Regions from separate parts of the Homo sapiens genome. Here region 1 is linked to region 2. A link is an interaction called in ENCODE POLR2A ChIA-PET data of the cell type or tissue named here. Cell type or tissue: B cell. All regions are shown on one strand. Each heading gives the region's core, and the rest is flanking DNA. Links, peaks and the distances in the headings are about the cores only. Region 1 holds the start of LOC124903964 (a long non-coding RNA gene). Region 2 holds the start of LOC101926984 (leucine-rich repeat-containing protein 37A3).

The links. ChIA-PET counts read pairs that join two places held together with the same protein. Peaks named below come from ENCODE experiments on the same cell type or tissue, not always from the same donor. Only the 100,000 strongest peaks of a DNase experiment are listed, where the experiment ranks them.
Region 1: POLR2A ChIA-PET joins it to region 2 with 5 read pairs; 3 of 35 experiments call an interaction of 5 or more read pairs at or near these places.

What each region holds. Positions count from the first base shown.
Region 1 is chr17:28,409,582-28,425,825 of GRCh38, forward strand. LOC124903964 (a long non-coding RNA gene) reads left to right here and starts at 1,121. Exons shown (of 2, transcript XR_007065688.1): 1 at 1,121-1,730; 2 at 1,844-4,000. It also overlaps the pseudogene H3P41. In B cell, for the core only: CTCF peaks have their summits at 7,429 (motif pointing left) and 7,628; a DNase peak (open chromatin) is centred at 7,420; H3K27me3 peaks cover 287 bases.
Region 2 is chr17:28,268,914-28,285,157 of GRCh38, forward strand. It overlaps LOC101926984 (leucine-rich repeat-containing protein 37A3), which reads right to left and starts at 3,555. Exons shown (of 1, transcript XR_001752821.1): 1 at 1-3,555. It also overlaps the pseudogene KRT18P55. RefSeq lists an enhancer at 13,174-14,373. In B cell, for the core only: no CTCF peak of the experiment used is centred there; DNase peaks (open chromatin) are centred at 9,260 and 9,528; H3K4me3 peaks cover 333 bases; H3K27me3 peaks cover 4,411 bases.

The DNA.
Region 1 (16,244 bases), core at 3,304-11,303, 140 kb after region 2:
CTGTGCCTTTGATCTTGTTCTTTGCAGCCAACACATTAGCAATGATTTTGTTTAAAATGAGAATGCTCAAAGCTGGTAAGGCTACAGTGAAACAAATACTGCTGAAGGAGTGTAAATACACCCTTTCAGGAAAAAATTTGGTAGCCTTTAATCAAGACCCTTGAAGCCTCTAATTCTACATGTAGGTCTCTATCTAAAGGAAATAGTCTCAAGTACAGAAAAAAGCCTTATGTGCTAAGATATTCTCCCATAACATTATATTGACAAGAGTAAAAAAAAAAAAAAAAAGATAAACAACCTATGTGTCCAACAGTAGCGAAATGGCTGAGTAAATTATAGTCTATCCACTCCATGAATATGAGTCATTAAAATGATATGTTCAAAGAGATTATAATAATATGGAAAACTGCTTACATAATAATTTGTATGTAGAAAAAACAGAGAGCTTGTTTATGTGGTATGGTCATAGGCATAGAAAAGAATTGCACTGAGTAAAGACTGGAAACCATGGCACCAATATATTAACAGAAGTCCTCTCTGCGTGGTAGTAGGGTTAGGTAAGATTCTCTTTTCTTCTATTTAAAATGTTTTCAACCCTTCTGATATAAACAGATATAAACATATGTTTTAATCATGGAAAACATAAACATTTTAAAAATCTGATGATACTCCTCTCCTTCAAATGTATTCTGGCTCAATTGCCAAATATCAGCTTCATGCTCCTTGATGTTCTGGAGACATCACTAGGAGCTGACTTTTATTGAAGCAGGCAGCACCATACTGAGGGCATTACATACATTATCTTACTGAATCCTGACTACAGCCTTATGAGATAGGTATTACAATTTTTTTTTCTTTGAGATGGAGTTTCACTCTTGTTGCCCAGTCTGGAGTGCAATGGCGTGATCTCGGCTCACTGCAATCTCTGCCTCCCAGGTTCAAGCGATTCTCCTGCCTTGGCTTCCCAAGTAGCTGGGATTACAGGCATGTGCCGGGACACCTGGCTAATTTTGTATTTTTAGTAGAGACAGGGTTTCACCATGTTGGTCACGCTGGTGTCAAACTGCTGACCTCAAGTGATCCGCCCACCTCGGCCTCCCAAAGTGCTGGGATTACAGGTGTGAGCTACCGCGCCCGGCCAGGTATTATTATTTTTACAGATGATGTAACTACAGCATAGAGGGATGAAGGGAAATGGTTTTTCTCACTCTGGGTACAGGTTTTCTTTTCCTTACACCTACCTGTTCTAGTGCTTTCTGTTATTCTAAGCCTTAGTATATGTTAGTCTCTTTGCCAGTAATACCCTTCCTACTTTGCTTGGCCTATTCAGCTCCTTTTCATCCTTCAAAACCCACCTCTGTGTCTCACTTCTAGGCGGAATTAGTCATTGGCTAATATGTACTTCCACAATACTGGGTTCATACATTTAACCCTGGTTTTAAACTTAACCTGGTTATAAATATGTGTTCCCAGGTTTGTCTCCTCTTAACCCCTACCTATGTCCTGCCTCCAGATTTGAGGGCAGAGAAAATTTTTTTCACCTCTGTATTCCCTATCCCTGGGCTTGACATGCAATAAGATAAAATGTTAAATAACTTTGATGACATGCATCAACTCCAGTCAATTGATTGAATCTGTCTGGATTGCTACATTGAGATGGGCTATTTTTCCAGCTTTGTGGGAAGGAGTCCTGCGATTCATTCTTGATGTCTGCCATGGGCTTGGGAATGGTAAGTACTGGCACTAAAAACTGTGTTGTCCAACCCCAGGATATGTACTCAGTAAATTTTGAGAGGCTTTGGGGAAGTGCCTGGAAGTCATAAGGGTTTCTCTTTGCTTCCAGTTGGATAATGCCTACGAGAGGCTGTCTATACAACCACTGTGACAGAGAAGATTGCAACAGGGATTCTTCATCCAAACAGCAGTCTTATCACAGCCTCCACCCAAAACCTATGCCTCCTTTTTGCAAGAGGCCACTTACAGCTTCCAAAGAGCTCTTCATGATTTTAGACACTGAGAGGAAGGAAGGAGACAGCATGAGAGAAAAGCTATTTTCCTTTTTGAGATGTTGCTTCTCACATAGCAACCCTAAAAGTCAAAGCAGCATCCTTGTCACAACTAAGGGTGTTCCCAGCACTGAGTAGAAGCTGCAACTATGCCCCCATCGCTGTGAGACTTTGACCAAGTCCCTTTCTGGCTTCAATTTTCTCATCAATGAAATAATTTCTGGGCCTCTATTTCCTTGTCTGTGAAAAATGAAGTAATAATATCTACCTATGGGGTGGATGTTTGGGTCAAATGAGAAAATATGTATGGCTGTGAACTTTATGTGGCTGTGTCCAGGTGCCAGAGATGATGATTGCTGTTGAACTGGGCTTGAAGGTAGGAGGGATTTCACCAGAAAGAAGTGAGGCTGTCCCAAGTGAGAGGAAAAGTTGGGCCTTACAGAGGGATGCTACCCAGAATTCAGAGAAGTACAGGGCTAGAGGTGCATTAAGTGCATAAAGATGTCATTACCGCATGGGGGAGATTTCACAAAACACTTTCTGTCTTTGGCCTCCTGCCCTTGGTTTCATTTTAAACACTTTCCTTTTGCTAGAGCCTTTGCATCTATCCATCTATTCATTTAGCATCTACCGCCTGCCAGGCCCACTGCTAGGTGCTGAGGTTACAGACAAGAATTTACATAATTCCTTCCTTCTATGAGTCCTCAGGCTAGTGGGAAGCAGCACAACAAATCTCAAATAACAATAACAAAAGCATGCCGTAGGATGAATAATTTCAGAGAGAAGGTGTGTGTGTGTCATCAAGAGAAAGTCAAAGGATTCACAGAGGAGCTGAATTTTGAAGCATGAGATGGTAAAAAGGAGTCTCCAGGACAACAGAGAGAAGACATGATAAAGGGCTTTCTGTACAGTGGGAAAGGCAAGTTCTGAGAGACAGCAAGGACACCTATTTTGTTGGGGGTACTGAAGTCATCATAGGACACCCTGAAGGAAAATGAGCCAAGGCCTCATGTTCACAAAGCGTTTCAATTTTAGACATTCAGTCCCAGAGACTCACTCCCTAAATTGGTCTTTTAGTTGGAGTGTTTAGTCCAGTTACATTTAATGTAATTACTGATGTAGTTGTGGTTAAGTCTACCATCTTGCTAAATCTTTCCTTTAATTTAAAAATCTTTTTTTTGAGATAGTGTCTCACTATGTTTCCCAGGGTGGTCTTGACCTCCTGGCCTCAAGGAATCATCCCACCTCAGCCTCTCAAAGTGCTAGGATTATAGGCATGAGCCACAACACCCAGCCTTGCCAAATCTTTTCTTCTTTTCCTACCTGTTTTGTTTCTTTACTTCTCCTCTCTTATCTTTTGGGTGAATTATATTATTTCATTTCTGCCTTCTTCCCTTATGTCAAGGATTATAACCCCTTAAGTCCTGCCTGTATTAACTCCCCACCAATGCTTTCAAAGAAAGAAGAGCATACTTTACACAGTTTTGGCCGGAGGTGGTGGTTCACACCTGTAATTCCAGCAATTTGGGAGGCGGAGGCAGGCAGATCACTTGAGGCCAGGAGTTTGAGACCAGCCTGGCCAATATGGTGAAACATTGTCTGTACTAAAAATACAAAAATTAACCAGGCTTGGTGGCACGTGCCTGTAGACCCAGCTATTTGGGAGGCTGAGGCAGGAGAATTGCTTGAACCCAGGAGGCAGACATTGCAGTGAGCCGAGATCATGCCACTGCACTCCAATCTGGGCAACAGAGAGAGACTCTGTCTCAAAAAAAAAAAGTCACACAGTTTTAACTGGTGTCCCAATTTCTATAGTTCTCTATGAATATATTTACTCATGGGGACCCATGGGGCAAGAAAATATATGTGTGTATGTATAAATATATATGTATATATTAATTCTGTAATTATGCTGTGACTAATACAGCTAAGTAGCATTATATTGTGTGTTACAACGTGTTAATTTATTAAACATAAATATTTAAAATATGCTATGAAAGCCTGTCTTGGCAAGTCTTTATTTTTAGTTTCTCTGGATTCTCAAATAAGAAAAATGGCCCAGGTCTCTTGATCTCTGGGAGACCCTGCAGGAGCGCCTCCTGGCTGACACAGTTTGGGGGTGACATAGAGGGTAATGTCTAGGGATTCCATTTGGTCTCAGGAAGGATATCTTCTGGTCAGGCCCTCCCTCCAGTCCCAGGCTCAGAAGCCCAGCTGTGAAGCCCTGGAGCACCTGACTTTTTTTTAGTGCACCAGAGAACTAAACTCAAGCAAGACGGGGGTGCAAATCAGAAGGCTCTTTTCTAACACGGGGTTTCTATTCGTAGGCTGTAATGGCCACATCACTTATCTAGGGCTGCCTATTCCCAGTGCCAGGGAAATAGAAGATGGAAGCAGGGATCGGGAAGGTGCTAGGTGAGCCGCAAATCAGAGCCAAGGGACGGAGGATGATTTGCAGTAGGGAGAGCAGGCACAAGGAAAGCCACCGCTGAGAACTGCCCTCTAGGGACTGAAGTGTTGTGGCACTTCCTTGGTGGTGTTCCTGTACCATACTTTCCTATGCTGACCATGTACATACATTCTTTTTGTAGGTCTGTCAATAGTGCTGATCAGTAATAGTTAGTTTTTAGTTAGAGAACTGCTGTGTGCCAGCCACTTTACATATATGATCTCTTATCCTCATTATAATTCAGTGAGGTAAGTATTGTGATCCCTGCTTTATAGATGAGGAATTAGGTTATGTGGCTTGCCCAAAGACACACAGCTAAAGGGTAACAGAGCTGATATTCAGCCCATGTCTGTCTGACTCCAAAGCCTCCACACTTTGTACTCTCAATAGTTCACAGACATGTGACCCAGGGGTTGGATATGGCCCACAGATGTGTTTTGTTTGATTCACACTTGTTTTCAAAAAAATAATCGGCTCACATCGTGTATTTTAAATTTTGAATTAGTTGCCAACATCTAACAATTGGAAGATTCATATGAAAAATCCAGGTTTTTGCATTCCCTTGAAAATTCAGAAATGATGGCAACATTCACATCAGGCAATACCTTGCTGAAGTTGGGAAGGGACTGTCCCCTCCCTTTAGCTGTGGGATATGTTCTCCACTTCACCACTCCCCCACTACCCACCTCCACTCATAGAGGATGCCTGGTCCTATAGGTTTTCGAGCTTGCAGCCCCTTTCCTGTGCTGTGCTGCTGCCTGGGAAGAGGATCCCAGGTTTCTTAAAGGGCGTGGACCAAGGCTTTCTGAACATAAAGCGATGGAATCACTGTGACACAACACCAAGCTACTATTCCAAGCATCTGAAAAGCATTCTGTTTTCTCCCATTTTAGGCCGATTTAATTAGCGATAAGGAACACCTTAGTGGCCAGCCCACTACAATCTGGTACTGCTATACTTTATAGCCATGCGGAGACAGTGTGAGGCTGAAGAAGTCAAGAAGTCGGCAGGGGCCAGGTGATGCCTCTAAGGAATTCAGTTTGTTGGGTGTTTTTTGTTTTTGTTTTGGTTTTGTTTTTGTTTTTGTTTTGAGATGGAGTCTCTCTCTTTCGCCCAGGCTGGAGTGCAGTGGTGTGATCTCAGCTCACTGCAACGTCTGCCTCCCAGATTCAAGCGATTTTCCTGCCTCAGCCTCCCAAGTAGCTGGGACTATGGGCGCACACCACCACACCCAGCTAATTTTTGTATTTTTAGTAAAGGCAGGGTTTCACCATGTTGGCCAGGCTGGTCTCGAACTCCTGACCTCAAGTGATCCACCCGCCTTGGCCTCCCAAAGTGCCAGGATTACAGGTGTGAGCCACCGCGCCTCACCTTCAGGAGTTCAATTTGGATCTTACTGAGATTGAGGTGCCTGTGTGATGTCCTGGTGGAGGGGGCTCCAAAGGGCAGCTCTACCCAGAGCTAACAAGGATGGGCAGCGCTAGGAGCCATCGGCATATGTGTGATAGAGCCTGGGAGTAGCAGACCACCCTGAGAGGATATGACAAGGGACAGAGAGCCTAGGCAGGGGTCAGTAAGGAGCACAACCGTTTCGGGATGAAGGGAGGAAGATGGAGCAGGCAGAGAGGAAGAAGAGAAGCAGCAGAAGGGAGCATTAAACCAAAAGGAGAGAATTGCAGATGAGAGTGGTGACATGCCAGGTACTACAGAAAGAGGTCTAGGGAAACGTTGGCAATTGAAACTCAACAGTGGTCACCCCAGAAGTTTCAGCAGGTGAGATCTTTTTTTAAAAAAAGGAAAAAAATAGAAGTCAGATCACAATGGGTTAAGTCAGGATCAATTGTACATTTAATACTGAGGAATGAAGCAAAGGTGCCTCTTGATAAGGTAATCCTTAGAGACTCCAACAAGCAAGATGCAACACATTCTGGGATGAGAGTAGCTCTTCTCTCAAAGGTGGAACTGGGGTGCACTAGGGACAGGCAGGCCTAATCTTTATGGCCAGTGCAATCTCAGGGAAGCATATCTGAGGCTGAAACCCAGTCAGGGGTAGTGAGAAGGCAAAAGGTGCAACCCCGCCCAGGCCTAGCTGGTTAGGTGGATGACAGCAGCAGACGCACTCCCCAGGTGTTAACCTGTCCAGGTAGCCAGCTACCCTCCATGGGCCCAGAATTGATTTTTTCATGTTTAACTCCGATGCTCCTAAGCCCCCTGTGGTAGGCTAAACTGGCACAGCCTCACAGCCCTGCCTCACTTGAGGCTGTCCTGTGGTGCCTTCTCCGTTTTAGCTTTTCTTTTTGTCTTTTTTTTTTTTCCCCGAGACGGAGTCTTGCTCTGTCACCCAGGCTGGAGTGCAATAGCATGATCTCAGCTCACTGCAACCTCCACCTCCTGGGTTCAAGCGATTCTCCTGCCTCAGCCTCCCGAGTAGCCGGGATTACAGGCGCTTACCACCACGCCCAGCTAATTTTTTGTATTTTTAGTAGAGACAGGGTTTCACCATGTTGGCCAGGCTGGTCTCAAACTCCTGACCTTGTGATCCGCCCGCCTCAGCCTCCCAAAGTGCTGGGATTACAGGCATGAGCCACCACACCCGGCTCACTTTAGCTTTTTTTACGCAGTTATTTTGACATTTGGCTGACATTTGCCCTTATTTCATGAGAGTGAGTGGAAAAACGGAGAACACTGGGGCCGACTCTAGTGCTGATATCTTTCAGGTAAGGATAGGAAGTCAATTATGTTTGCAGCTGCAGCCATGCCACTGTTGCTCTCTAACCCTGAGCTTCCTCTAGCTCGCCGAGCTACAGCCCAAGGAGAAGGATAAAGGAGGACTCTATACAAGGAGAAGCGAGTGAGTAAGGAGGTCTCTATACCATGGCTGATACAAAGCCAATTGCCTGAAATTGACCTGTGGTAAAGCACCCAGGGAGCTACTGACTACAAAAGCCGCTTGCAAGAGTGCGCCCTCTACTGCAGAGATGAAGAAACCCTATCCTTACAGGCTTGCCACTGTGGCACTCCGGGAACGTAGACATGCTCAGAAGTCCACCAAACCTCTGATTGCAAACTTCCCTTCCAATGTCTGGTGTGAAAAGTTGCTCAGAACTTTAAAACAGATCTGTGTTGGCCGGGCACGGTGGGCTCACGTGCCCAGAGGCACATGCACCATTACAGGTGGCTGGTGCCTGTAATCCCAGCAGTTTGGGTGGATCACTTGAGGCCAGGAGTTTGAGACCAGCCTGGCCAACATGGTGAAAGCACGTCACAACAAACAAACAAACAAAAAACAGATCTGTGCTTCCAGAGCGCAGCTATTGGTGTTTTGCAGGAGGGAAGTGAGGCCTGTCTGTTTGGCCTTTTGAAGACACCGAGTTGTGTGCAACCCATGCCAAACGTGTAACAACTATGCCAAAAGACATCCAGCTAACACACTGCCTACGTAGAGAACGTGCTTAAGAATTAACTATGATGGGAAACACTTCATTCCCAAAATATTTTTCTCTTCTTCCTATTACTGGTAATTCTGAATGTCAGGTTTTTTTTCCCATAGGGTCTTAAGTATATGATTGAGAGTAGAAAAATAAGGGAGAGAAATCAATTGGCCGTTTTCCCATTTTCATCTGTGTATGAGTTTTTAGTATAAATGCAGGGAGGTAAAGCATCAATGCAAGTCAGAATGTTTCAGTGAACAAGTTTTAGCAGTACAACTTTATAATAATTATAAATAAACCTGTTGGCCAGGCACAGTGACTCATGCCTATAATCTTAACTCTTTGGGAGGCCGGGATGGGAGGATAGCTTGAGCCCAGGAGTTCGAGAGCAGCCTGGGCAACATGGTGAAACTCTGTCTCTACAAAAATTACAAAATTAGCTGGGCATGGTGGTTTATGCCTGTAGTCCCAGCTACTCGGGAGGCCAAGGCAAGAGAATTGCTTGAGCCCACGAGGTGGAGGTTGCAGTGAGCCAAGATCACACCACTGCACTCCAGCCTGGGCAACAGAGTGAGATTCCATCTCAAAAATAAAAATAAATAATAAAAATAAATTAAAACTAATTAATTAAATACGAAGAAATGGGAATGTGAAATCTCTAACATGGTGAATTAAGGATTTTTTGAAAGTCCACCTCAGGACTACTGGTGTGAACTAGAACACAGATGAACACCAACATAGGATTCTTCTAGGAGCCCTAATTCTCGACCTTGTTTGCAGTGGTAGTTTGCTGCTGCCAGTGTCTGGTCTTCCTTTCCAAGCCTTGTACCTTGTCCCTCTCCCTCCAGAGTATTTTTTTGTTTTTTGTTTTTTTCCCAGGCTGGAGTACAGTGGTGCAATCTCAGCTCACTGCAAGCTCCGCCTCCCAGGTTCATGCCATTCTCCTGCCTCAGCCTCCCCAGTAGCTGGGACTACAGGCACCCACCATCACGCCCAGCTAATTTTTTTGTATTTTTAGTAGAGATGGGGTTTCACCATGTTAGCCAGGATGGTCTCGATCTCCTGACCTCGTGATCCACCCCCCCTTGGCCTCCCGAAGTGCTGGGATTACAGGCGTGAGCCACAGCGCCTGGCCCAGAGTCTCTTTTTTTTGGAGACGGAGTCTGGCTCTGTCGCCCAGGCTGGAGTACGGTGGCTCGATCTCTGCTCACTGCAACCTCCACCTCCCAGGTTCAAGTGATTCTCCTGCCTCAGCCTCCCAAGTAGCTGGGATTACAGGTGCCCGTCACCACGCCCGGCTAATTTTTGTACTTTTAGTAGAGACGGGGTTTCACCATATTGGTTAGGCTGGTCTCAAACTCCTGACCTTGTGATCTGCCCGCCTCAGCCTCCCTAAGTGCTGGGATTACAAGCGTGAGCCACTGCTCCCAGTCCCAGAGTCTCTTACAGTGCTTTTTTTTTCCTTTTTTCTTTTCTTTTTTTTCTTTCTTTCTTTTTTTTTTTTGAGACGGAGCCTTGCTCTGTCACCCAGGCTTGAGTACAGTGGTGCCACCTTGGCTCACTGCAACCTCCGCCTTCCAGGTTCAAACAATTCTCCTGCCTCAGCCTCCCAAGTAGCTGGGATTACAGGCGCCTGCCACCACACCCAGCTAATTTTTGTATTTTTAGGAGAGACAGGGTTTCACCATGTTGGCCAGGCTAGTCTCGAACTCCTGACCTCAAGTGATCCGCCTGCCTCGGCCTCCCAAAGTGCTGGAATTACAGGCATGAGTCACTGCGCCTGGCCTCTTACAGTGTCTTTATGGCCTAATGAAGTATAAACGTGTGGATTGTGCATCCTCAGAGAGAGGAAGATGGACCTCTCATAAAAGCACATTATGGCCAGGTGCAGTGGCTCACACCTGTAGTCCCAGCTAATTGGGAGGCCAAGGTGGAAGGATCACTTGAGGCCAAGAGTTCAAGACCAGCCCGGGCAACACAGCAAGACCTCATCTTTAACTTAAGAAAAAGTTAGCCGAGCATAGTGGTTTGTGCCTGTAGTCCCAGCTACTCAGGAGGCTGAGATGAGAGGACCACTTGAGCCTGGGGAAGTGAAGTCGAGGCCACAGTGAGCCATGATCACACCACTGCGCTCCAGCCCGAGTGACAGAGAGACCCTGTTTCCAAAAAAAAAAAAAAAAAAGCGAGGAGCGCCTCTGCCCGGCCAGCCACCACATAGTCTGGGAAGTGAGGAGCGCCTCTCCCCGGCGGCCCAACAGCTTGGGAAGTGAGGAGTGCCTCTGCCTGGCCACCCCACCATCTGGGAAGTGAGGAGCGCCTCTGCGTGCAACCCTCCAAGTGTGAAGTGGCAGCCTTGTGTGTGGTCTTTCTGCCCTCCCCAAGTTTGCATTTTCGACATTAAAGTTTACTTTTAAATTAAAAAAAAAGTTCACTATGTCAGACGCTCTAAAAATGAACAACAGTGAACAAATACTCTGTCCTCGTTTTTCTTTTTGAATGTGTGTATCTGAATCTCCATTCAAATATATACTTTACCTGTTTGCTATTATAGACTTGAATCACTCTCCAGATGTGTAAGAATGTTAGTTGTGAGTGCAAGGATCACTCACAATCTGCCCTGGGGATCCTACAGGTTATGTGGCGAGAGCGGGCTGATCCCTATGAAATAAAGAGAACCGTAAAAACGGATGTGAGCAGTTATCCAGCTTCTGGATAGTGGAATATCCTCTCACTTTTCCCTGTATACATATTTTAGGAAACTGCAAGTCATATTACAAAAAAGAATTAACAACAAAGAAATATAAGTGACCCAAATGCAGCAAGAATAATAGCAGTAGCTAATGGTTAATGAGTATTTATGGAGTAAACATTGAAATATCTCAACTTATCCTTATAAAACCTTACATTCCCTATTTATAGAGGGGATACAGAGGCTTACAGAGATTGAGGGACTTATCAAGGGTACTGTGGCTAATTAAGAGTCAAAGACAGGACTGGAACCCCAGTCAGTCTGCATGGAAAGCCAGACTTCTCGCTCCTGCCCTCTGCTGCCTCCCAGGCGCGGAGAGCTGTTGGACAGCCAGCCCATTACCGAATCCTTTCTCAAGCAAAGAAAGCTGCGTTCACTTTCCTCTTGAAAATTTTCAAGTCACTAAAACTCATCAACACCCACATCACAATCTCCTACTCATCAATTGTCTACAAAATTCCTGCTGAAAAATCAGCATCAGGGTCTGAGCGCAGTGGCTCACACCTGTAATCCCAGGGTTTTGGGAGGCCGAGGTGGGAGGATCCCTTGAGCCCAAGAGTCCAAGGCTGCAATGATCATGCCACTGCACTGTAGCCTGGGTGACAGAGTGAGACCCTGTCTCTAAAAAAATGTTTTTAAATCAACATCAGCAAGTCCTTGTTCCCAACCTGAAAATAAATTTCTTCTGTCTCCTAAGATGAGAAAATGAGAATTGAGTGATAAGAAACTGCCCTAGAAACTTAAACTTTTATTGTTGCTACTGTTTACTCCATCTTTAACTTTTATTTATTTGTTTTGTTTTGTTTTGTTTTGTTTTGAGAGAGTCTCACTCTGTTGCCTAGGCTGAAGTGCAGTGGCACGATCTCGGCTCACTGCAACCTCCGCCTCCTGAGTTCAAGCAGTTCTCCTGCCTTAGCCTCCCCAGTAGCTGGGACTACAGGTGCATGCCACCACGCCTGGCTAATTTCTTTTAATATTTTTAGTAGAGACGGGGTTTCACCATGTTGGCCAGGCCGATCTCAAACTCCTGACCTCAAGTGATTCACCCGCCTCAGCCTCCCAAAGTGCTGGGATTACAGATGTGAACCACCAAGCCTGGCCTAACTTTTATGATTATTAAAAATTTTAGGCCAGGCTCAATGGTTCAAATCTGTAATCCCAGCACTTTGGGAGGCTGAGGTGGGCAGATCTCTTGAGCCCTGGAGTTCGAGACCAGCCTGGGCAACATGGTGAAACCTTGTCTCTACAAAAAAATACAAAAAAATTATCTGGGTGTAGTGGCGCACACCTGTAGTCCCAGCTACTTGGGAGGCTGATGTGGGAGCATTGTTTGAACCCAAGAGTTCTAGGTTGCAGTGAGCCGTGATTGTGCCACTGCACTCCAGCCTGAGCAACAGATCTAGACTCTGCCTCAAAAAAAGAAAAAAAAAATTCTAGCATACGCAAAATAGAGTCATGCAATGAGCCGTCATATATCATCACTTATGTTCAACAGTTATTATCAAAATATTGCTACAGATTAATCTATTTTTCCCTTTGCTCAAGTATTTTAAGACATGCCAAATGTCATGGTGTAGTGTCATTTCACTGCTACATACTTTAGCATGCATCTCTAAAATATTAATATATAGACATTTTCTTCCATAAACACAGTGCTGTTACCACACCTTAAAATTTAACAATTCTTTGACACGATCTGATACTGGGTACTCAATAACTGTTTCAACAAAACATCTTTTTATGACTGGTGTGTTTGAATTAGACTTCAAACAAGCCCACGTGTTGCATTCTAAGAGCACTTTAAGGCTCTTCAATCTCGCTCTCTCTCTTTTTTTTTTTTTCTTTTTGAGATGGAGTTTTGCTCCATTGCCCAGGCTGGAGTGAAGTGGCATGATCTCAGCTCACTGCAACCTCTGCCTCCCGGGTTCAAGTGATTCTCTTGCCACAGCCTCCCGAGTAGCTGGGATTATAGGTGTGTGCCACTATGCCCAGCTAATTTTTGTATTTTTTTTAATTTAATTTAATTTTTTTTCCTAGACGGAATCTCACTCTGTTGCCCAGGCTGGAGTGCAGTGGCGGATCTTGGTTCCTACAACCTCTGCCTCCTGGATTCAAGCAATTCTCCTGCCTCAACCTCCTGAGTAGCTGGGATTATAGGTGTGTGCCACCATGCCCAGCTGATTTTTTTGTATTTTCAGTAGAGACAGGGTTTTGCTGTGTTGGCCTGGCTGGTCTCGGACTCCTGGCCTCACTCAAGTGACCCGCCTGCCTCGGCCTCCCAAAGTGCTGGGATTACAGGCATAAGCTACTGCACCTGGCCCCTGTTTGCTTTTTAAAATAACATTGGCTTGTTATAGAAATAATCTGAAGATTTACTAAAAAATCATGTGCACACTGAATAATACTCAGTGTAAAAATTACTCATGAAATTTATATTATAAATAGGGATTTTATAGCATTTTTTGAGCTCTAAGAGTGGATTCCATCATATGATATGTAAATCTATTGCTCAACTTTTATATCCTTGACTTCCACAGTATATAAAAATAAAAGCACTGCCCATAGTAGAAAAATGTATCCACCAGAGTGGCCCGAAATAGGAGGCATCTGGGAAATGGAGATCAAAGGGAAAGAAAGAACTTGGTAGTTCATCCATTCCAGGGTAAATTACCTGGAATGGAATTTACCATTCTGGGTGATTTGCATGCAGTCAGGCAGGCACAAGCTTTCACTTCTACAGGCACCTCGGATTCAACAGCAGACAAGACAGTCCCTTGTGAGCAAGTTGCTCAAAGTTTTCATAAATATCCTTACAGATTCCCCGGCCACCCACCTGCACATCTTCATCTTTCTTCTCCTTTGGTGACCTCTGATGACCTTCTGGCCTCCAGGGCGCTTGATGGACTGGCACATGCATGCAGGTCCCTGGGAAGATCTATTCAGGCTTTTTAAAGTTTGATTCCCACTGAGAGTTAACACGTTGGTGTTTGGACCTGTCAGGCAGTCCCTTATGAGTTTGATTACTGTGTCTCAGCCTCTGAAAACCAAACACAGTCTAGCTGTCCTGACAAAGTAGCATTTGGGAGCCTAGACCTGGGTGTCCAAGGTTCTGCTGCCATAGACAGAATGGCTTTTTTACAAGACTAGTCACTCCCTCCACCCTCCAAACTCCACCAAAACATCTTATCCTGGTGAATGAGGCCTTCTGTGACCTCTTCTCTGCCTCCCCTCACCCTTATTCCACCACCTCAGTAGCTTTTTCATTGTCCTCATCCCTGTCCCCACTGTCACTTCACCATCCCAGACCCTCCTTGGACTATTCCAACTAACCCCTAACTTGTCTCATATATTCTACTCTATTTTATTTTTTTAACAGAGTCTTGCTCTGTTGCCCAGGCGTGCACTGGCAGGATCTTGATGTGCCCAGGCGTGCACTGACGTGATATGCAATGGCATGATCTTGGCTCCCTGCAACCTTTGCCTCCCAGGTTTAAGTGATTCTCATGCCTCAGCCTCCTGAGTAGCTGGGATTACAGGCATGTGCCACCACGCCCAGCTAATTTTTTGTATTTTTGGTAGAGATGGGGTTTCACCATGTTGGCCAGGCTGGTCTCAAACTCCTGACCTCAAGTGATCCACCCACACGGGCCTCCCAAAATGCTGAGATTACAGACATGAGCCACTGTGCCTGGTCTTGTCTCATATATTCCAGACTTGCTCTGCTTCCAAATCTTTCTCCATGGTAATCTATTAAAATGCATCTCGTTTTCTTACTCCGCTACTTAAAAACCTTCGATCGTTCCCTTGGCATGATATCTGAGGCCCTTTCCGGTCTGGTGCCAGCTCCCTCACACTTTGCCCCCACTCCATGCCAGACACTATGCCCACTGCCCATCTAGTCCAAGGGCCTGCTACTGCCCCCGCCTAGAAGGCCCCATGCCCACGCCACCTGCCTGTTTGCTGGAAAAACTCTTTCCTGCTCAACCTTCTAGACTCGCCTTTGGATACCTCCTGCTCCCAGAAGCCCATTCCCCGTCCAGAACAGGCAGTGACACAGAGCCCTGTACTTCCCCCATCGGAGTACTAGACTGTTACTTCTCCGAGGAGAATATGTCTTGCCTCATCTAGCAGTGCCTGTCATGCTATGATTAATAGCTGGATAACTGAAAAAGTGATATTTTAGGCAGCATCAGGCTGGGCACAGTGGCTCATGCCTGTAATCCCAGCACTTTGGGAGGCTGAGGCAGGAGGACCACTTGAGGTCAGGAGTTCAAGACAAGCCTGGCCAACATGGTGAAACCCCATCTCTATTACAAATACAAAAGTTATCCAGGCATGGTAGTGCACACCTGTAATCCCAGCTACTCAGGATGCTGAGGCAGGAGGATGGCTTGAGCCCAGAAAGTAGAGGCCGTAGTGAGCTGAGATCTCGCCACTGCACTTGAGCCTGGGTGATAAAGCGAAAAGCTGTCTTAAAAAAAAGAAAAAGAAAAAGAAAAAAAGACCGCATGGCTTCTCTGCTCCAGGCTGAACAACTCTGCTCCCTCAACCACCCTTCCTTTGATGGAATTCCCAGATTTCTCTCCAACATGGGCTTTCTTGCAGACGTAGCATGAGCTTCACCTGACTCGTTCAGGTTCTGTGTCCCAATTAATGAAGGCTTAACTGGGGAGAAGAGGGCACTCTCACTGCCTTGGTGGCTCCTGCATGCAGTATCATTCCCGGGACCCTCCAGCTCTCTCCTCGCTCTGCTCCTGCATTCACTTCACAACGTGGCCCAAGTGCAGGTGGTTTTGGACCCATTTTCTGGCCTATGCATTTATTCCTTAGATGTCATGTCACCATCTTAGATTTAGCCCATTTGTAACATTTAATGTTCTCTACTTGCAAGGGGAATAGCAACAAATTCTGGCTGTGTGTGGTTTTTTTGTTTTTTTTTTTTGTTTTTTTTTTGTTTTTTTTTTTTTTTTTGAGGAATTTCTTTGAATGGTAGCTCTCAGAATACGAAGAATGTTGAACAACCAGGACACAAGTAGGACAGGAAAGAGGATCATTCTGGGAATCCAGGTAGCAGGAACCACCCAACACACTTTACAGGATGCTGCTATCACGAGGCATGCGCTCTAACTCTGTTCCATCACTCGACCCAAGATGGCAGTTCTGGGAACTAGAGAGGCTGGCCGGCCGGCCTGCGTTGCATGCCTGCCCCTTGGCAAGGAGGGAAGCATCTTGACGACAGTTCCTGCAAGGCTGCAGCCAGTGGGGCAGGCAGAGCGAGATGCTGCTATCGAAAGGTGAACAGATTGTTATCAGGGGAAAACGTTGCTATCCATGCTGATATCTTTATGTCATACCTCGAGCAAATTCTGAAGATGAAGGAAGCCGGGATGGGGAAGATTTAGTGCATTGTGCAGGGTAAGTGTGGTCAGGCTCTGGCAGAGTCTGTTCGTGGCTTGCTTCTGAGCAGCAGAGCCCTGCGGCAGGTAATCCTGAAGGCAGCTGTGCAGCCAGAGTGTGGCTGTATTATATATTATACGGCATATAATACATAGAACATCCTGTCTGGCAGGGCATCCTCGGTGGCTCAGTACAGCCACCAGACGAGTGAG
Region 2 (16,244 bases), core at 5,277-13,276:
CAAAAGTAAGGGTCAAAATGTAGATGAAGATCAGACTGCAGATCATCAGGCATATGAGGTCTCCTCCATGGTTGCAGACAGTTTAACCTCTAGTAGGCTCTGTAGTTATGGTAAGGGATGGAATTGTGAGTTGAGTCAGGCTTGAATGCTGAGCCTGACCTTTGTCTGGAGGTGGAAATGTCACCTCACGGCATTTTGGAGCTGGAGCTGTAGTCGTCAGGGCTGTAGAAGGTTCAACCTTTGTAGTGGATTCAGGCGTGATGGTAAGCCCCCGATCTAAAGGTTGAATTGTGAGTTGAGTCTGACCCTTGTCTGAAGGTAGAAGTCTCACCTCAGGATGTTTTGGAGAAGAAAATGTAGTCGTCAGAGCTGTAGAAGGTTCAACCTCTGTAGTGGATTCTGGAGTGATGGTAAGCCCCTGATCCAAAGGTTGAACTGTGGCTTGAGTCAGGTTTGAATGCTGAGTCTGAACATGGCCTGGATGTGGAAGTGTCACCTTAGGGTGGTTTGGAGGAACTATAGTCTTCTTCAAGGGTGTAGGATGTTCAACCTCTGTACTGGATTCTGGGCTTATGGTAACTCCCAGGTGCATAGGTTGAACTGTAATGCTGGGTGACATTGAATGCTGAGCTTGATCCTGACCTGGTGTTGCGGCTGTTACCTCTTGATATGCTGGAAGTTGGGGTACAACTTTCTTAGGAGGCTGAGTTGGGGTCTCCTGCATGGTTGGAGAAAGTTCAACGTCTGTCATGGATTCTGGAGTGATGGTAAGCCCCAGATCCAAAGGTTGAACTGTGAAACTGGCTAATATTGAGTGCTGAGCTTGATCCTGCCCTTGTGTTGGAACTGTCACCTCATAGTGAGCTGGATGTTGAGCTGCAACCTCCTTAAGTGGCTATGGAAGCTGAAGTGGGACCATCTGCTGGCTTGAAAGTTCTATGTCCTTAGGGGGCTCTGGAACCTGAACTGTGGCCTCCTGCTGGGTTGGAGAAGGTTCTGCCTCCATAGAGGGCTCTGGAATCTGAGCTGGAACCTCCTGCTGAGTTAGTTATGGTCCAACCTCCTGAGGGAACTCTGGAGGCAAAGATGGGGCTATCTGCTGGGTCAGAGAGGGTTCTGTCACCATAGGGGGCTCTGAAGACTGAGCAGGGCCTGCCTGCTAGACTGGAGAGGATTCTACCTCTTTAGTTGGCTCTAAAAGCTGAGTTGGGGGCTGCTGTAGGACTGGAGATGGTTCGACCTTCTTAGGTGGCTCTGATGGCTGAGCTGATATCTCCTGCTGCGGTGGAGGAGTGACCTCTTCAGTGGACTTTGGAGGATGACCTGAGGCTTCCTGCTGGGTTGCACATGGTTCAACCTCCTTAGGGGCCTCTGGTGACTCAGCTTGAACTCTTGCTGGACTGGAGAAGGTTCTACCTTCTTAGGGGTATCTGGAGTCTGAGCTGTGGCCTCTTACTGGACTGGAGGTTCAATCTTTTCAGGAGAATGCAGAGGTGGGGAAGGCAGATCAGGCTGGGCTAGAGAAAAGTCAGCCTGCTCAGTGGGAATAGGAGGGTTGTCTTGCTGGACTGGAGAAGGTTCAACCTCCATAGTGACTGCTGAAGGTATGGGAAGCTCCATATCCACATTTTTAACTGTGGTATTAGGCAAAGTTGAATTACTTCTGAATATTGAAGACAGATCTAGAGGTGAAAATATCATCCCATCATTCAATGAACTTTCAAAGTCTGAAGAGAGCTCGACTGGAAGCTGAGTTGTGGGCTCTTGATGGACTGGAGGAAGTTCATCATTTTCGGGATATTTAGCTGCTGAACTATAATCTCTTGCTGGTGTTTCAAATGTTGAAACTGCTCAGGGGACACTAAGGGCTGACCTGGGTCCCCCTGTTGGGTTAAAATTTCAACCTGATTAGTGAAATCTGGAGTCATGGTAACCATGTGATCCACAGGTTTAACAGTGACATTGTACAATGTTGGAGGCTGAACTTGATCATGACTTAGAGGAGAAACTGTTACCTCATGATGCTCTGGAGATTGAGCTACAACTTCATTAAGGAGCTCTGGAGTCTGAGCTGGGGCCTCCTGCTGGGTTAGAGAAGACTCAACCTCCTCAGGGGTCTGTGGATGCTCAGCCTCCTGCTGGGCTGCAGAGGGGTTCTGATCCTTAATAGGTTCTGGAGACTGAACTGAAGTCTCCTGTTGAACTGGTAAAGGCCCAGCCTCTTCCAATGACTCTGGAGGCAGAGGTGGGCCCCCATGCTGGGTGGCAGAAGGTTCTACATCATTAACTGGCCCTGAGAGCTGAGCTGTACCCTCTTGGTAGACTGGAGAAGTTCCCACCTCTGCAGTAGGCTCTGTTGCTATGGTGAGCTGCATATCTGGAGGCTTAACAGTGACATTGGGCAAACCGGAATGCTGAGCTTGATGGTGACCTGGAGGTGAAACTGTAACTTCATAATGTTCTGGAGGCTGAGCTGGGGTCTCCTTCTTGGCTGGAGAAGATTCAACCTCCCCAGAAGACTCAGAGGGCTAAGCTGGCTGTTCCTGCTCACTGCGGGAAGGGTCAGCCTCCACAGGAGGACCTGGAGGATCAGTTGTGGCCTCCTCTTGGGTTGCAGAAGTTTCCACCTCCTCTGGAGACTGGGTTGGGGCCTCCTGCTGGGCTGGAGAAGATTCAGTCTTCTTGGCAGACTCTGAAGTTATGGCAATATCCACATCCGCAGGTTTAACTGTAACATTGGGCAAGTTATAATGAGCTTGATCCTCGCCTGGAAGTTGGACTGTCACCTCATGATTCAGTGGAGTTTGAACTGCACCCTCCATAGACTCTGGAGCTGAGCTGGGGCCTCCTGCTGGGTCTGAGAAGGTTCAACTCCCCTAGGAAACTCACAAGGCTGAACTGGCTGCTCCTGCTCACTGGGGGAAGGTTCAACCTCCACAGGAGGACCTGGAGGCTCAGCTGGAGTCCCTTGCTGAGTTGCAGAAGGTTTCATCTCCTCAGGGAACTCTGTTGTCTGAGCTGGGGCCTTTAATTGGGCTGAGGAAGAGTTGACCTCCTTGGGGTGCTCTGGAGGCAGAGAGGCAGCCTGTTCCTGGCTTGACATTGGGCAAGTGTGAGTGCTGAGCTTCACTCCAACTTTTAAATGGGACATTTACCTCATGATGTATTGATGGCTGAGCTACAATTTCTTCAGAGGGAGGTAGCTGCTGTGCTGGGGACTCCTGCTCTGTTGAAGAAGAGCGACCCCCTCAAGGGACTGTGAAGGCAGAGCTGGGGACTCCTGCTGGGTTAAAGAAGGTTCTACCTCCTCAGGGAGCTGTGGAAGCTGTGCTGGGGCTTCTTGCTGGTGCTAAGAGGACTGGATCTCTTCAAGGGTCTCTGGGTTTTGAGTTTCAGGCTCTAGAAGGAATTGAGAAAGTCCAGCTTGCTCATCTGAGTTCATCTGGACTTCTGAAGGCAGGCTGCCCGGATACAGTTGATGACTAAGCTCTGATTTTTTATTTTGCCCAAATTCCTACCTAAGGGGTCTAGGGAGTCATGCCCTACAAACCATAAATTCTCACGAGATGGGTTTTATTTGACCCTATATATCATGACTTACTTTTCAATGTAATTCTGGCACAAGGAAAAAATATTTAACCCACAATATATTTCCTTGCCATACCTTGAAATTGCCCTGCCAAATCTCAAGTGGGAAAAATCCACATTCTATAGAGAATCAATCCCCTTTCCTCTTTGTTTTCCTTCCTTTTTTTCCAGATCCAGGAGAGAATAAACTATAAGCCAGGCACCCTTTTAGGTCCAATAAGAAACATTTTATAACCTACTTTCCCCCTGAACTCTGCTGAGAGATTCGTCTGCACAACAAAACATGGTCTCCACAATCCTTTATCTTAACCTGAACATTCCTTTCCATTGATCCCAGGTCTTCGGATAAACTCAACCAATTGTCAACCAGAAAATATTTAAATTTAACTATAGCCTGGAAGCCCCCACTTTGAGTTGTCCCGCCTTTCTGAACCAAACCATTGTATTTCTTCATGTATTCGATTGATGCCTCATGCCTCCCTGAAATATATAAAACCAAGCTGTACCCCAACCACCTTGGGCACTGTAAGGCTCTTGTGTTGGTTTGAACCCTGAGAGCACACCAACAAACATGCAGCTAATGCTCAGTGCATCAAAAGATGCTAGTGTTTGAAAGACTCAGAGACTTCTCTCAGGAATTTGCCAAGCACTTACAGAACTCCATTTATATACAAATCTTTCTTACCCTGCCATCTCAAAAGGTATGGCTGATGGTCCATTATCTCTCAGAAAAATGTATTATAGCTCCAGATGGTAGAATGACCAGGAAGAAATTTCATCTTGCAAGTCAGTGTTTATTAAGAACCCACTGTATGCCCAGCATCACACCAGGCTGGCAAGAAACAAAATAATCCTGAGTGATCATCCTTCACAGAAAAAAGACTTGAATCATAATTGTAACAATCTAAAATCCAAACATCATCTTTTAGTGTGTCTTATAGTTCATTAAATTTTTGAATTGTTAAACACTGTGACTTGGCCAGGCGTGGTGGCTCATGCCTGTAATCCCAGTACTTTGGGAGGGCGAGGCGAGCAGATCACCTGAGGTCAGAAGCTTGAGACCAGCCTTGCCAACATGGGGAAATGCTGTCTCTACTAAAAATACAAAAATTATCCGGGCCTGGTGGCAGGCACCTGTAATCCCAGCTACTAGGGAGGCTGAGGCAGGAGAATCACTTGAACCAAGGAGGCAGAGGTTGCAGTGAGCTGAGATCGCACCATTGCACTCCAGCCTGGGTGACAGAGCGAGACTCTGTCTCAAAAAACAAAAACAAACAAACAAAAAACCACTGTGACTTGATTTTTTACTCTGGAGAAGCAAAAACTACATAGGCACATTTTGAAACACTTGGGGAAATGTATTGCAAAGCAAGGATGAAGCACTGAGGATTAAACATCTGCAAAGTGGGAAATGATGTGAATTCTAACAACAGGCTTAGAAAGTTAACATCTCTGGAAAATAAACCTCTAAAAAAAAACACACAAAAAGCCAAAGCACACTACACTTGGTGGAATATATTATGCATGACACAGAAAAGGCCAATATGTTCTACAGCCACGTTCAGGAAATGGTCTGGTTAAGACTAAAAGACGGGGACAATGGGTTCTGAGAAATCAAATGTGGAAACCAACACACTTTCGGACACACTCAGGCAAGCAGTCCATCTAACCCTAAATATCTATTAACAAATTCCTTCAAATCGCTGCTCAGACTAGGGACAAAAACATTTTAATGCACCTGACACCGGAACCACACACAAACTCGGCACAATGGCAACTGCGCAGGCAGCTTTGAAATGCTGCCTTCTCTACAAATGGCCTAAATTCTAACCATCTGTCTCTATCTGATCAGAAAAACGTTTCCACCATGTGAATTTCCACCTTTCTGTCTCAGACCAGTCCAACCAGGTTATTTTCACTTCTGCCTATTCCCCTTCAATTTAACTGCTTCTTCTTCAGGTTTTTGTGTTAGAAAAAGAGATTCTTCTGTCTAGGTCTAGTCTCTGTGGCAATGCACAAAGTCCCTGTCATTTAGGGTTGGTTTCCTCCTCATCAATCTTTTTCAGATACCCCCTAAAAAAGATGACGCTCAGAGATCTGAACTCCAGCCCCCACAATCTGTCAAGTGCAGGCCGACCCCCACCGCAAGCCTGGCTTATGTTAGCAGTGAAGGTTCGAGACAGAAGCTCTTCTCGCTGTCTCTCCTGCTGCTCCCTTGCATAGCACTGGTGCTGGAAGTTTCTGAGAGCAGTCTGCAGTTGATAGACATCATACTTTAACTGCTCAACCTGACTGGAATTGATGGAAAGAGAGATTAAATTTAACTCAGGGCAGCAGAGTCTGAGGGGGCCAGATTTTGTACTGACAAAAGACAGCATTTCCTTACTTCTCCCTACACCACCCCCCCACTATCCCCCACCCACCATGAAATCTGATTTTGATCAGTGATGTTGAAAGTAAAGAAGTAGCCTGTGGTTAAGGTGAGATGGTAGCGCATGAGATTCTGGCAGCTTGACTTCAGAATCTGCTGCTCTCTGATTCTGAATGCATGACAGGGAACAGGGGACAGGAAGCAGGTTCACTGACCTCTTCATTCTCCTGGAGGAAGCCCAAGGGCATCTTTGAGGTAAAGCATCCACGAAGCTTCATAAAACTTTCGGAAACAGGCGCTGGGGGTGGAGGTGGCAAGGGCGGTTTCATTTTAATTTCATGGTGGAGTATCAAACATTAGATCAGTATTTCATTATAGATGGACTGATTGAAGTGATTTTTCTTTTCAATCCAAGAAGAACCCAGCAGCAACCAAAGAGCAGAACAAAGCTTCATGGCAGCATTAGGCTGCAGGTGGCCATGGGTCTTGTCAGAGAAACAGAACTGGAGGCAAAATTTCAAAACGACACAAAGAGGTATGGGGTCACAAGTCTTCTAAGCCACAAACCTCACAGGCTATTTATTTTGAGACGGCATCATCCAGATAGAATTGCACCCGTTGGGGGGAATTTTTCTTTGCATATAGTCTTAGTTTTTCAACAGAAAATTCAGAATATTCTATCACCTCCCCGCTGGGAGAAAAGGCTCTCTTAATGGGCCTGGGGTATCAGAGCCATGTCAGAGGTCAGCACTCAGTTTGGCATTCTGCCTTTTGTTAGGGGGCTTCTTGCTGGACAAAATCTCCAGACTTCCAGACAGCTGAATATCTTGCCGGTCTATGCTTGCTTGGATTTTGTTTTCTACTACTGCACAAAAGAGAAAAAAGAATAATTGCTGGAAAAGAGACAGTGAACTTAAATTACAATGATAAATCAAAGATTGTTTTCAATATCCAATAAACTAGAAAATACACATTTCAAAAGAAGAAAAATGTATATACTAATAAATAGAAAATTCAAGTTATGCTATAAATGTTGTTTTGAAAAAAGTACATATATATAGCTGTTAATGCCATAACAATGCCAATATTTTTTCTTTTTTTTTCTTTTTTTTTAACCTCTGAACTTTTTATTGGCCTCCTGCTCCCCAAAGGGTCCCCTGCTTCTGCTGGCTTAAGGTATCAGAACTTTGGCATCACTGGTCTCAGACACCACTTTGCCATCCAATATCCGGCAGGTGGTAGTCTTTTGGATGGTTTGCATGGAGTTGCTGCTGTCCAGGGCATCACCAAGATTGAAAGATTGAAGTCCTCACTGTCTTCCAGCAGGCGGTGGTAGGTGGCGATCTCAGCCTCCAGCTTGACCTTGATGTTCAGCAGGGCCTCATACTCCTGGGCCTAGTGCTGTCCCTCTGCCCGGGTCTGTGCCAGCTCTGACTCCAAGTGCAGCAGGATCCTGTTGAGCTGCTCCGTCCGCAGGGTGTAACAGGCCTCCACCTCCCTCAGGCTGTTCTCCAAGCTGGCCTTCAGATTGCTCATGGAGTCCAGGTCGATCTCCAAGGACTGGACTGTATGTCTCAGCTCCGTGAGCGTCATCTCAGCAGCTCCAACCTCGGCAGACTGCGTGGTGACAACTGCGGTGCTCTCCTCAATCTGCGGAGACCAGTACTTGCCCAGCTCCTCTAAGTTCTTCGGAGCCAGCTCGTCATATTGGGCCCAATGTCTGCCAAGATTTTGGCAAGGTCATGAGATTTGGGGGCATCTACCTCCACAGTCAACCCAGAGCTGGCAATCTGGGCTTATAGGCCCTTTACTTCCTCTTCATGGTTCTTCTTCATGAAGAGCAGCTTCTCCTTGAGAGCCTTGATCTCTGCTTCCAGCTGCAGCCAAGTGACATTGGTGTCATCAATGACCTTGTGGAGCCCATGGATGTCACTCTCCACAGACTGGCACATGGCCAGCTCTGTCTCATACTTGACCCTAAAGTCATCACCAGCAAGACAGGCATTGTCGATCTGCAGAACAATGTGGGCACTGTCCACAGTATTTGCAAAGATCTGAGCCCTCAGGTTCTCGATGGTCTTGAAGTCATGGCTCCAGTCTCTGACCTGGGGTCCCTTCTTCTCCAGGTGCTCCTGGCTCTCCAGCTTCCAGTTCTTGGTATCCAGGCTCCTAACTCTGTCCAGGTAGGAGGCCAGGTGGTCGTTGAGGCTTTGCATGGTTTCCTTCTCATTCTGGATGACTCCCATTCCTGCCAGACCCCCGGCCATCACTGCGGGCAGGCCCCTGGACCCCATGCTGCCCTGGAAGCTGGTGAAGCAGGACATGGAGATCCGGGAACCAGAGCCCCTGATGCCTGCATAGACACTGGCCACACTGCTGACCAGCTGGGCACATAGCTGGGTGCCTGGACAGTGCCCAGGGACTGGTAGTTGGTGGAGAGGGTGGAGCAAGTGGTGAAGTTCATGCTGTCCGGGGAGGAGAGCAAGAGGACAGGACTCAGGTTTTGACGGCCAATTTTTTGTTAAAGCTGAAGGTAAATCTGTAGAAATAAATGTTCTACCTTTAGAAAATAAACATTTAAAGGCTGTCCAAATAAATACCTTACGCTAAATTTTCTGATACAGTTCTCTTTTCCTTTGAGATTGTTCTCACACATGGATTATAAATACCTAGTAAGAAGACTGCAGATTAATTCCCTATAGTAATGAGGTTTGTTTGTTTGTTTGTTTAGAAACAACAATATAGGCTAGGCACGGTGGCTCACACCTGTAATCCCAGCACTTTGGGAGGCCAAGGTAAATGGATCATGAGGTCAGGAGTTTGAGACAAGCCTGTCCAATATGGTGAAACCCTGTCTCTACTGAAAAATACAAAAATTAGCAGGGCATGGTGGTGCATGCCTGTAGTCTCAGCTACTCAGAAGGTTGAGGCAGGAGAATTGCTTGAACCCGGGAGGCAGAGGTGGCAGTGAGCTGAGATTGTGCCACTGCACTCCAGCCTAAGCAACAGAGTGAGACTCCATCTCAAAAAAAAAAAAAAAAGGACTACAATAAATGCCAACAGCTCTGGTTGTTATCCATACGGCAAAAAGACACCTCAGGTAACACACAAAACAAACTCTAGCTCCCTTAAAACTTAAGTGGAAAAAGCAAAGATTTCAAACTTTCTGAAGAAAATACAGGCATGCAAAAATGACCTCAGGCTAAAGAAGGATAAAACCCAGACCAGGCGCAGTGGCTCACGCCTGTAATCCCAGCACTTTGGGAGGCCGAGGCGGGCGGATCACCTAAGGTCAGGAGTTTGAGGCCACCATGACTAACACGGTAAAATTCTGTCTCTACTCAAAATACAAAAATTAGCCAGGCATGGTGGTGCATGCCTATAATCCCAGCTACTTGGGAGGCTGAGGCAGGAGAATCACTTGAACCCGGGTGGCAGAGGTTGCAGTGAGCCAAGATGGTGCCACTGCACTCCAGCCTGGGCAACAGAGCAAGAATTTGTCTCAAAAAAAAAAAAAAAAAAGACAAAACCCAAAAACTACCCGCCCCCACAAAACCCACAAACCACAAAGGAAAAGACTGATACATCTGACTACATTTAAAAAAAAAAAAACTTCTGTACACCAAAGCCACAAAATAAACAAATAAATGAATAGCACAGACTGGAGGATCTCTGCAGCAGATAACAAAGGACTGATGTGCAGAAAATATATAAAGAATTGTTGCAAGTCAATAGGAATAGTCAAACAGGAAGTTTTTTTTTTTTGGTTTTTTGTTTTGTTTTGTTTTGTTTTGTTTTTAATGGAGAAAGGGCAAATGACAGAAAAGAAAACCCAAATGGTCAATCAATACACAAAATGACACTCAACCAGGAAAACAAATGAGAAGCAATGAGATCACATTTATCCTGTCAAACTGACATATATTTTAAAGTTTGAGGACATAGGGAAACTGAAACTCTCATACCCAGCTGGTGGGATTATAAATTGGTAAAACGGCCGGTCGTGGTGGCTTACGTCTGTAATCCCAGCACTTTGGGAGGCTGAGGTGGGCGGATCACGAGGTCAGGAGATCGAGACCACCCTGGCTAACACGGTGAAACCCCATCTCTACTAAAAATACAAAAAAATTAGCCGGGTGTGGTGGCAGGCGCCTGTAGTCCCATCTACTCTGGAGACTGAGACAGGAGAATGGCATGAACCCGGGAGGCGGAGCTTGCAGTGAGCCGAGATTGCGCCACTGCACTCCAGCCTGAGTGACAGAGTGAGACTCTGTCTCAAAAAAATAAATAAATAAATAAAAAATAAAAATAAATGGGTAAAACACTTTAAATGCTTTCTGCTTTTAAAGTTATTTCTACTAAATAGTAGAAATAACTATTCTACTAAATAGTAGAAATAACTATTCTACTAAATAGTAGAAATAACTATTCTACTAAATAGTAGAAATAACTATTCTACTAGTTATTTTTAAAATAACTAGTAGAATAAAGCATGTGTCCATTCTATGACCCAGTATTTTTAGTATTGAGGAGATGTACATGACATGGATGTTCATCAAAGCACTTTTGTACAGGCCCATAATCCACTGACTTTTCCCATCCAATCTCTATTTGCTTTGAACCAATTAGAGAAGATGTAGCCCATAATGCAATTCCAATCATTACATTTCATGCTATGAAAAGATAAATGTGAAACAACAAAGCAAGTATGAATGGCATGATAGGAACTACTAATATGCCAAGTGGAAAATCTGTTTCAAACTCAACTGGGAATTCCAACAACACAACATGCTGGAAGTCAATACGAAACAGTCGAGGCCAGGCGTGGTGGCTCATGGCTGTAATCCTAGCACGTTGGGAGGCTGAGGTGGGTGGATCATTTGAGGTCAGGAGTTCGAGACCATCCTAGCCAACATACAGTGAAACCCCATCTCGACTAAAAATACAAAATTAGCTGGGTGTGCTGGTGCAAGCCTGTAGTCCCAGCTACTTGGGAAGATGAGGCAGGAGAATCTCTTGAACCCGGGAGGCAAAGGTTGCAGTGAGCCTCGATCATGCCACTGTACTCCAGCCTGGGTGGCAGAGCGAGACTCCATCTCTCAAAAAAAGAAAAGAAAAAAAAAGAAACAGGTGATGCACAAGCATGACTTGTTAGGAGTGTGGCCATTAGAAAAAAGAAGTCTTGCCAGGCACAGTGGCTCATGCCTGTAATCCCAGCACTTTGGGAGGCCAAGGCAGGTGAATCACCTGAGGTCAGGAGTTCATAACCAGCCTGACCAACATGGTGAAACCCTGACTCCACTAAAAATATAAAAATTAGCCAGGCGTGGTGGCGTGTGCCTGTAATCCCAGCTACTTGGGAGGCTGAGGCAGGAGAATTGCTTGAACGCAAGAGACGGAGGTTGCAGTGAGCCGAGATCATGCTACTGCACTCCAGCCTGGGCAACAAGAGTGAGACTCCGTCTCAAAAATAAAAAAAGAAAGAAAAAGAAAAAAGAAGTCTTACCCTCTCTAGCATGGGATAGACTACCCTCTCTAGCATGGGTGGGTAGTCTTACCCACCCGTGGTGGGCTTGGGTGATAATATAACAAAGCAGAGAACTAGTAGCAAATAAGCCAGAGTCACTGTTGCTGTCTTAAAAAGGGTTTATAGAAGCTCTAGGAAGAATTTAAAAATGGAACTGCTTTTTAAAAGTTCATGAAACTATTCACCCCTCCTCAACCTGTAATACACATCAACTTTGCATCCAGGTTGCCTCTTACCACTATGAGCATGAAACAGGGTTTGGGAGTTAAGAGATCTGGGTTGAAGGTCCAGTTCTACAACAAACAAGCTGGGGGACACTGAGCAAGTCATTTAACTCCTTGGTACTTCCCTCTCTTCAACTACAAAATAGGGATATTAATAATAACAATTATTTAAAGGATTATAAAACTAAATGAAATATGAAAATGCTGTGTAACCTATACAGCATCACGTAAGTTTGTTCTTACTTTACTTAAAAGTAGTGGCAACAATCTAGTCATTTTCACTTCACCCACTTTGCCTCTACATTTAGCTCATCAAAGGGCAAAACCTGTATAGGAAAAAAATGTTCTTGAGATAAGGTTCTTAAGCCCAGCTGCTCATCAAAATTACCTGGAGGGCTTGTTAAATGTAGAGCTTCTTAAGACAGAGTCTCACTTTCTAGCCCAGGCTGCAGTGCAGTGGTGCAATCTTGCCTCACTGCAACCTCCACCTCCTGGATTCAAGCAATTCTCTTGCCTCAGCCTCCACCGTAGCTGGGATTACAGGTGCCCACCACCACACCCAGCTAACTTTTGTATTTTTAGTACAGACGGGGTTTCACTGTATTGGTCAGGCTGGTCTCGAACTCCTGACCTCAAATGATCTGCCCACCTTGGCCTCCCAAAGTGCTGGGATTATAGGCATGAGCCACTGAGCCCAGCCCTAAATGTAGAGCTTCTTGTGCCCCAGACATACTGAGGTTCTCTAGAGATAAGGTCCAGGACAGGGGACTGATTTTGGACTACATAGGGGACAAATGTGACCCCCTTTACCATTATGGAGATCTCAAAAATAGAAGCTTGGCTACTAGCTCCTCTATAAAGTTCATCTAAATGAAATATTTAAGTGTAAAATGTTTATTTTTTCATTTTTTTTCATTTATTCATTCATTGTTCAGGTAAGTTCAGAAATTTTCAAATAACCTTAAAATGTTACACTGAGACTATAATCCTAGGTGGCAATAATCAGTCCTCTCTAAACGTGGCACAACTCACACCACTTGCTATTGTCTCACACTCAGTCAATTTCAAATATGTATGCTACCACGAGGCCCCAGCTCCTACCTTCTTTGCTCCCTCCTTCTGAACCAAATGGGAGTTACAAGAAAATCCAGTGGGAGTTCTATCTACTGGTTTGAGAAGATTTAGTGAGAAAGGAAAAACTGGATTTTAAACTAATAAACTACATTTGAAAAGATATTACACTACATGAAAAGATATTACACTTTGTTCTCTTTTCCAGATGTTTAAGCACCATTACTTTGAATTTTGGTGGTAAATTTTAAATGAACTTTCTAAAGATTTTCTTTAATAAAATAGATTTCTTATAAAACACTTTTTACTTTGTATTCTTATTTTCAGGTTTCATCCCACTTTAAAATACCAATGCTTCTCATGGAAGAATAAAGTGATTCCACTAACTCACAGACACCTGTGCTCCACGTATCTATCAGCAAGTATAGCTGCATGTACAGAAAATAGTTGCTTGCTTCTTTATTCTCACAAGCTGAGACTTTTCACTTGTTAATCATTAAAAAAAAAATTGAAATTCTTTTTTTTGTTTTTTGAGATGGAGTTTCACTCTTCTTGCCCTGGATGGAGTGCAATTGCGCTATCTCGGCTCACTGCAACCTCCGCCTCCCATTCTCCTGCCTCAGCCTCCTGAGTAGCTGGGATTATAGGCATGCACCACCAGGCCCAGCTAATTTTGTACTGTAGAGACGGGGTGTCTCCATGTTGGTCAGGCTGGTTTCGAACTCCCGACCTCAGGTAATCCGCCTGCCTCAGCCTCCCAAAGTGCTGGGATTACAGGCATGAGCCAACGCACCTGGCCAACAAATTGAAATTCTAAGTTAAATTGCTCAGTTCTCTATTAAGCCTCCACTGTACCTTTAACTTCATAATTACAACAGTCATTATACTGTATTAAATTTGTTACATTTGTCTCCTTATTAGAAATAAGCCTCTGGAGAGCAGAAGGGCAGACGTTATATTTTACTCACTCTTAAAGACTTAGTACAGATCTGGCTTTTTTTTTTTTTTTTTTTTTGGAGACAGAGTCTCACACTGTTACCCAGATGGCTCACTGCAACCTCCACCTCCTGAGTTCAAGTGATTCTCATGACTCAGCTTTCAAGTAGCTGGGAATACAGGCATGCACCAACATGCCTGGCTAATTTTTGTATTTTTAGGAGAGACAGGATTTCGCCATGTTGGCCAGGCTGGTAATCCGCCCACCTCAGCCTCTCAAAGTGCTGGGATTACAGTCGTGAGCCACGACGCCCGACCCAGATCTGGCATATTCTAAGCATGCAATAAACAAATGCAGAATACAAAACAAGAAAAGCAACAATAGAGAATACATAAATGCACAGTAATTACTATCCTTTAGGAATTTACAGTCTACTGAGGGTAAAAGACACACATCAACAAAAATTATACAAGAGAGAACATTTAAAATGCCACAGGAGAGAAATATAAAGTATAAGAAGAAATCAGGGAGGAAATTACAGTATAAGATATAAGTTACAGTACTTTCTTTTTCCCTGGACACCAATTTCCATCCCTAAATATTTGGCAAAAGTTCTTACCACTCAATTTTAACCTCAGGTTTCTAGTGAATTTATACTCATCATGAAAAATATATATTACGACTTCAAGTGCCCTAAGAAAATATATCATATTCAGAATTATCTCCACTTTTTCCGGCCCAGTATATTTCAATTCTGTAGCACTGGTATTCCTTACCACTATCATATCTCCCCAGGATAGAGAAGTGAACTAGCACCTACAGTTTAGGTATGTTAAGGCATATTGGTTAAAAGCATAGGTTTCAGTACCATGATTCTACCACTTATTTGCTATAAGACCTTGGGCAAATTATTGCTCAGAATGTCAATTTCCTCACCTATAAAATGGGAATGTCTATCTCAAAGAGGATTTAAATTAGATAATTCATGTGCAAGCACTCAGTAAACAATAAATGATAGCTGTTATAAAGGATTAACAATAAATCTAGTGAACAGGGGCTTGCTAGTCAAACACGTGCATAAACTGACTATATACTGTGCTTCATAGTTCACGTGTTTTATCAACCTTCATAGTTATACCTCCCTTTCCATTTCCAGTGCTATTACTTTTTCAAGCCTTTATCTACACTCATACCCAGATAACTTTCTAAATGGTTTTCCATCTCCCTCCTCAGACATACATTGACCAGACTATTATTTTATTTCCACCACAAATGCCAGGCTGGGGTAATGGAAAGAGCTTTAGATTTCAAATAAAAGAATTTGGGTTTGGGTTTCAGCAGTATCACTAAAACATTGTAGAATGCTAAAAATAAATTTCTCAACTGTATAATGAGTTTTAGATTAAATTATCTTCAATCTCTCTTTGTTGTTGTTGTTGTTGTTTTTAAGAAAGGGTCTCTGTCACTCAGGCTGGAGTGCAGTGGCATTATCTCAACTCACTGCAGCCTTGACTTTCTGAACACAAGCGATCCTCCCACCTCAGTCCCCAAGGTAGCTGGGACTATAGGCATACGCCACCATGCCCAGCTAACTTTTTTTTTTTTTTTTGTACTTTTAGTAGAGACAGGGTTTTGCCATGTTGCCCAGGCTGTTCTCAAACTCCTGAGCTCAAACGATCCACCCACCTTGGCCTCCCAAAGTGCTACGATTACAGGCGTGAGCCACCATGTCCAGCCTTCAGTATCTCTTCTTGCTATAAGTCTATACCTCTCTTCTGATCAAAAATTGCCTTTGGCTTACAAAATACAATTCCGCATTGAAGGAGCATTAAAGCCTTCCACATTCAGTGTGGCATGAGTTTTGGAGGCAGAAGGCCTAAGATCTTAATCCTGATTCTATAGTTTACTGGTTGCTTATCCTTGAACTTATTAAACTTCTCTACACAAAAGAGAAGTTTCTTACACGAAATGGGAATAACAGTAATTCTCTCAGGGGCCTATTATAAGATTTTAATGAGATATTTGTTAAGTGCTTAGCACATAGTAAACAATAAATAAGTATGAGATTTGTGCCTATTCTAATATTTCCCATTTCTGCCTTCCAGTTATAAGGGTGTGTGTGTGTGTGTGTGTGTGTGTGTGTGTGTGTGTTGAGACATGGTCTCACTCTGTCACCCAGGCTGGAGCACACTGACATGGACAGGGCTCCCTGCAGCCTCAACTTCCTGGCCTCAAGTGATCCTCCCACCTAAGCTGCCCAAGTAGCTAGGAACAAGGGTGCACACCACCACACCAGGCTAATTTTTTTTTTTTTTTTTGTAAAGACAGGGTCTCACTATTGTAGCCCAGGCTGGTCTCAAACTCCTGAGATCAAGAGATCTTCCCACCTCAGCCTCCCAGTGTGTTGGGGATTATAGGCGTGAGCCACCGCGCCCAGCCTAGTTACAGTTTTTGTTTTTGTTTTTGTTTTAAGATAGTCTTGCTCTGTCGCCCAGGCTGGAGTGCAATGGCACAATCTTGGCTCAC